Linked DNA regions of Homo sapiens: region 2 is linked to region 1. The links are chromatin loops, found by intact Hi-C in ENCODE. Cell type or tissue: endothelial cell of umbilical vein. All regions are shown on one strand. Each heading gives the region's core, and the rest is flanking DNA. Links, peaks and the distances in the headings are about the cores only.

Region 1 (2,937 bases), core at 191-2,690:
CCTGTTACCCAAAAACCTATTGAAACAAAAAAATTATAGATAAAAAACAAATATAACAGCATTTAAGATGTATGTAGAATCATTGAAATTGTACAATTTGTATTTCACAGTACACGCATGCATATGTATTTTGTTCTTACTAAAACAGTGGAAATGCGGCATGAAACTAAATCAATTTTTAAAAATTTTATTTCTTGATATGTGCATATTCCACCAATACTCTACTTTTGGCCTGCTGATGAAGAGTAAGGAAGGACTGAAAGGAGGAGAAACTATGGGTTGCCTTTTCCTTCTGTCATCTGTTCAGCGTAAGTGGTTGGCAGCTTTAAAAAACCATTTACTTTGTACTCTCATTGGTCTTCTGGAATTCACTACTCATAGATGTATTGAAAACACTATATATGAATGGGGCCTCAAGGAACAGCAGCAGACATGTGTCTGTAAGTGCTGATGTATAAAGATTTCCAAGATACCATATTAATAAAAAAAGTGTATGGAACAGTGTATGGGTAATTGAGTGTAAATAAAAAGGAATATGTGTTATATATATATGTAAGTACTTTGTATATGCATAACTTGTAAAATAAAAATAATTTTAAGAAACTACATATAGCAGTTACCTTTGGGGAGAAGGTATGGGGTAAGGAGCGGGAAGGGTAGGAAGCTTTCACATTTTATTTTGTATCTTTCTGTACTTCTTGGATTTACAACATGTGTATGTATATGTAGATATACACACATGTATAACATTTCTTTCATGTTTTTATTTTTAGATTTCATAGTAAAACCTTTGTTGATTTAATAAACATAATGGATACTCATTAAAATATTCAAACAGCATAGAAAGGGACAAAGAAGAAAGCAGCCAGCAATCCAAGTACCACTATCCAGAAATAGCCAGTGATATCTCTTTATGTGTGGAAATACAATGAAAATTGAGTGAGAGACATACACAGAGGAAGAAGAAAAAGAGTAAGTTATAAAAGGTATTAAATTAAATTAATTTAAATTTAGCAGAAATAAAAAACAAGTAAAAAATGAATAAACCTCATGTTATTTCTTTCCCACAGAGGTATTAGATCCTACAAGACCCCTCTTGGAGTCATTTTATGTGAGGTTTTCTTCTTCCTTCTTCTTTTTTCTAAATCACCTGTTTTAATCTTAGACATCATCTATTAACTTACCATGTTAAAGATGAGGTAATTAGAACTTATTTTTTTCTTTCGTCTTGCATTTGTCTCTCTACCAACTTACATTGCTTTTATTATTTTTACTTTGAGTTAAGCAGTGAGTCACCAGTAATGTCCAGTGTTATTGGAGTATGTAGGAAAACAAGCATTCTCAAACACAATATGAGGAAGTGCACATTGATAAAGATATTTTGAAGGGTAATTTGGCATATTAAGTAAAATTTAAATTTGACCCAGCAATTCTACTTATAGCAATCTATCCAAAGCATATTTGTACAAAGATAAGTATACAAGCTTTTGTGCAACACTGTTTTTAATACCAAAGAGTTGGAAATGTTAATCAGTAAGAAAATGGTTTTATGAAGTATGGTGCATTCGCAATGTGAAATACTATAGAAAAGTTAAAAGAATTATGGAGACAAATATGTACTGAAATGGAAAAAATTCTAAATTATATTGTTAAGAGAAAAAAGAAAGTCATACAATATACCTACAGTGTGATTCCATTTTATTATGAAATAATATAAATATATATCCACACATTCACACTGATACAGAATTATACATACAGAGAAAGATTGGGGAGAGGAAAAGGACTGGGAAGGTAAAGAGGAAAGTTCATATTTAATCCCATATACTGAAAATCTGCCTTTGTGTTTTACAACAGGAATGTATACGTTGTATAAAAGGCAGAGAAAAGGAGAAAAAACAGTCTCTTCTCCAATATGTGTAAGGAATCTAATTTTAGGTAGTATTTCTGGTTTAATGATTGATATAATGGGCAAATCTGCTTTCTATTTCGGATGAGAAACAAAGCAAAACAAAACACCCTAGCTTTTGACATAATCTGCATGCCTTGCCATAGATGTTAGCCAACAAACCAAAACTTCTCCTCACCTCAAAATGACATAATTTCTTTCCTATTACACTTAAGATCCTGGAATCATGTAGTTCACTGCATTCTTCAATCTTGAATAAAAGTGCTAGACTACTGGCAATGCTATTCTCTTTCAAAGAGCTTCTTTCCCATTATGCCCATGTTTTTACTTTGAGGACTGAATGCTCATTCCACTTTAAAATAAAGCTTAACTATAATTTTATTTTATACTTTAGTTACTGATATTACCTTGTGACTTGAGATGAAGACTAAAAGGAAAAGTAAAATAACAGTTTGGCTCACATTGTTGGAATTTAAGTTAATATGACTCATACTAGCAATTAGCTTCTTGTCCTGAAAGGTAAATATCAGTGTATTTACTGACGCTTTGAGGTATGGGAGTAAGGAGACAACGCCACCAAATTATGTGGTATAAGTTTAAGCTCTTAAGTTACCAAGGAAAAACTTAAAAGGATCCACTTGCCAGTTACTTACCAATATGATCATCTAACAAACACCTATTATGAGCAACCCCTATGCTAAGTTCCATGAAGGACAGCAATATAAGATATAATCTTTTTTTTGTTAAACGATGTGCATACGTGAGATAATATGGAAAGTTGAATCTAAGAAAGCCTGGCTTGGGAGGTATTCAAGTGGTCGTGGTAGAGTTAAAGATACCCAGAAGTCTTCTAAGAAGCACAAAACATGATTCCTGTACTCAGAGACATGCAGTCCTATTCACATGCAAAGAGGACCTACACTGGCTATTGCCAAGTATCAAGCGAGGTGAGTGCTATCATAAGTCACAGAATGGATACATTATTTGAGTAGTCAGATAAATCTCACAGCATGAGGCATAAGATGTCT
Region 2 (2,937 bases), core at 99-2,598, 48 kb after region 1:
ATGTTAAAACTATCTTTTAACTTCTCTGTCTCTACTACTTGACTGCAAATTCTTTGAGGAACAGGATTATGTTTTGTCTTTGTAGCTCTAGCACCTAAGCACAGTGCTTGCAACATAGTAGGTGCTCAGTAATTTTTTTTTCAATGTAAATGAAATGAACTCAGGGAGATGTGAACAAAATATGTGGAAACATAGGTCTATGCTAGGTCTACTAATATCAACATGGTTTTGAAACATACAGATGATTACAAGGTTATATACTTGGGCTTTCTGTAGTACATTATATTTTCAATGTTTGCCGTATGGAATTTATCTAAACAAGTGACACATTTCTATTTTAGTGCTACTTACCATTTTCAGCATAGCGCGGTACATACAGAGCTTTATTCTGTTGTTGACTTAGCCTAGCTGTGTTTTTTCTTGCCTGGGTAAGCACTTTTAAACTGTATCTACCATTTCCATGGTAATCTGTAAAATACCTTGAGTAGATGCCATCATTCTTGACAGAATCAGCACCTTGATAATGAAATGTAAAAATTAGTCATACAATAAAGTAAAAATGACAGTCATATCTGTTTATGAACACTGATAATGTTAGTAATTTGGGAGATAGTATGTAGCACAGCGTTTTAAGTACATGAATTCTGGAATCAGACTATTTTGGTTGAAAGCTTGGGCCACTTGCTAACTCTGTGTTTTTGGAAAAGTCTAATTCATGGAAGGGATTCAATTAATATTAGCTGTTACTATTATTTCATAAAAAATACTTATCAAAATAAGAAAAAGCAACTGAAGAAAGCATATATGAAACACTGACATTAATGAAAATAGAGAAAAATTGTGCTCTTAAGTTCCATGGAAAAAGCAAAATTGTTCATAAAATTTAAAAATGGCATAAGTGCTATGTCTATGAGTTGTCAAGATAACTGAGAAAAAAGTTTTTAAAACATTAGGATTAAATTTCATTTACTTAAAAATATGATTCATTAGCAAATACAGGAAATATTGACTTCTAGGTCATAGAACTGTAGGAGGATTTTAAGTTTAGTGGAAGTTGATGTAGATTCTTATTACCTGCGCCATTGTCCCAGAGCTCCAATGTTACTTGATGTCCCTCTTCATTTTCTATAATGGCTGTTACATTGATTCCCAGAACAGGAAGAAACCCTTGACTGACTCATGCATAAACAATCACTGGGCTAGGGTAATGAGCTGTATTTTGACTCATGTGAGCAGTTGCAATTACTGGGAGTGTGGTAGGGCTTCTTGCTCGAGTGGTCATTGTCACAGTTAGCAATTGAGATTTGGTATGATTGTTTCGAACGCTGTAAGTCCAAGTGCCTGTCTGAAACATTAAAAAAAAATCTGTCTGAGAGCTTTGGTAATATTTTCCTACTTTTTGTTTGGAATACAAAATTATTTACAAATTTAAGCAGAATAATAATCATGATTTTTAATATTGAATTTCACAAACTAGTAAATAGTATGAATATGAATCCCTAATTATTCCATTTGATTTCTTTATTACAGATGATCTGTCATCATTTTAATATTGGCAATGTATAAGATGTTATCTATGTTATTTTTATCTTTTAAAAATAGAAATTGATTAAGAAAACTTAGAGAACATAAAATAATAGACCTACCTCTGCAATACCTGGTATTCGAAGACGGGCAGACCGAATATTTAGTTCACCTTCTTGAAAATCTGAGGTAGTATATTTTTTTCTTTTGGATCTTGAAGAATTATTGCTGGCTTTTGTATCGTCCATGTGACAACAAAGGAAGTATCATTTCTAACTGTACTATCCACAGGCACTGTACCATTTATCCATTTCTTCGCTGGGATATTCAAAGTTTTACTTTCCAACTGTTCGGTAAATAAAAACAACAAACACATGAAATCCATTTGTTATCATAGTTAATAAAATTTCCGAGTTTAGTCAGTTTAGAGTAATTTTGTTTGTTTTTAAGATTTCAATTAAAATAACTAAGAGTTATTTTAAAGAATTTTCCAAATGAAAAGGATACCTAATTCTAAAGAATAGAAGAATTCGGGAGAAGATGTGGCTTTAAGTGTTATGGAAAATCAAATTCAGTAAGGAAGTTTTTCTTCTGCATATCTGAAATATTTTCAGGCAAAAGAATTATTTGAGAGATAGGAGTTAATAATTAGGATAATATAAATTTATTACAACTGTGAGAAAGAAAATAGTTTTTTTTTACACTGACCTGAAGAGCCTGCTGAGAGATGCTGCCACTTCTAGATGAAATTCTGCTGAAAGCATCAATAAGGCCATTTATGTTTTTATGGGCATAAAAACGATGTCCTCCTAAAATCGAATTTTAAGTGGAAAAGTCATATTTGTTATTTTGCTCTCATCAATACACTTTAAAATCTATTTTAAAATTTTGTTTTAAACTTACAAAAGATGAACTTCCCAGCACTTTATGAACTTTCAGTATATCAGTGTCCCTTATGTAATCCTACAATAATAATTAAAACCTTGCTCAAAATAAGAAAGATAAGTAAGAATAAAAGAAACTTTAAAGAACAGGCCAAATTGTATTGTTTTTACATCAATCAGTCATCAAATGTAAGTGCCTGCCGCATTGGTAAAGCTGGTCTAAGCACTAAACAATGTTATAAAAATGAAATTTAAGATAGTTCTGAACCAGCTGTTTATCTTCTAGTTGGGTCTAAGGTACACCAAAACAATTAGAGAATTACAGTCTACAATAAATTAAAAATTAAGTGCAGGAAATAAATAACGTAGAAATTAATGAAGAGAGAGATTACTTAGGTGTAAGGAGTTAGGAAAGGATAGATTGCAGAGGGCAAGAATTAACGCAAGTGACTGCCACAAATACAACAGTCAATACATATTTATTGAACTGATAAATGGCAGAAAAATAAGCTGGAAGGTTATTGAAGTA

What was found. Hi-C counts contacts between places; a loop is a spot of excess contacts. Peaks named below come from ENCODE experiments on the same cell type or tissue, not always from the same donor. Only the 100,000 strongest peaks of a DNase experiment are listed, where the experiment ranks them.
Region 2: a loop joins it to region 1, with 2.1 times the contacts of the local background. A loop is called at or near these places in 1 of 110 quality-filtered maps.

Annotation. Positions count from the first base shown.
Region 1 is chr1:86,695,070-86,698,006 of GRCh38, reverse strand. It overlaps CLCA4-AS1 (CLCA4 antisense RNA 1), which reads left to right. Exons shown (of 5, transcript NR_135837.1): 2 at 245-308; 3 at 774-986. Among named protein-coding and RNA genes, the nearest start is that of CLCA4-AS1, 8.0 kb to the left of the region's middle. In endothelial cell of umbilical vein, for the core only: no CTCF peak of the experiment used is centred there; DNase peaks (open chromatin) are centred at 1,296 and 2,246; H3K27ac peaks cover 2,045 bases.
Region 2 is chr1:86,646,713-86,649,649 of GRCh38, reverse strand. All of the region lies in intron 4 of CLCA4-AS1 (CLCA4 antisense RNA 1), which reads left to right. It also overlaps the pseudogene CLCA3P. Among named protein-coding and RNA genes, the nearest start is that of CLCA4-AS1, 56 kb to the left of the region's middle. RefSeq lists an enhancer at 844-2,043. In endothelial cell of umbilical vein, for the core only: no CTCF peak of the experiment used is centred there; a DNase peak (open chromatin) is centred at 1,199.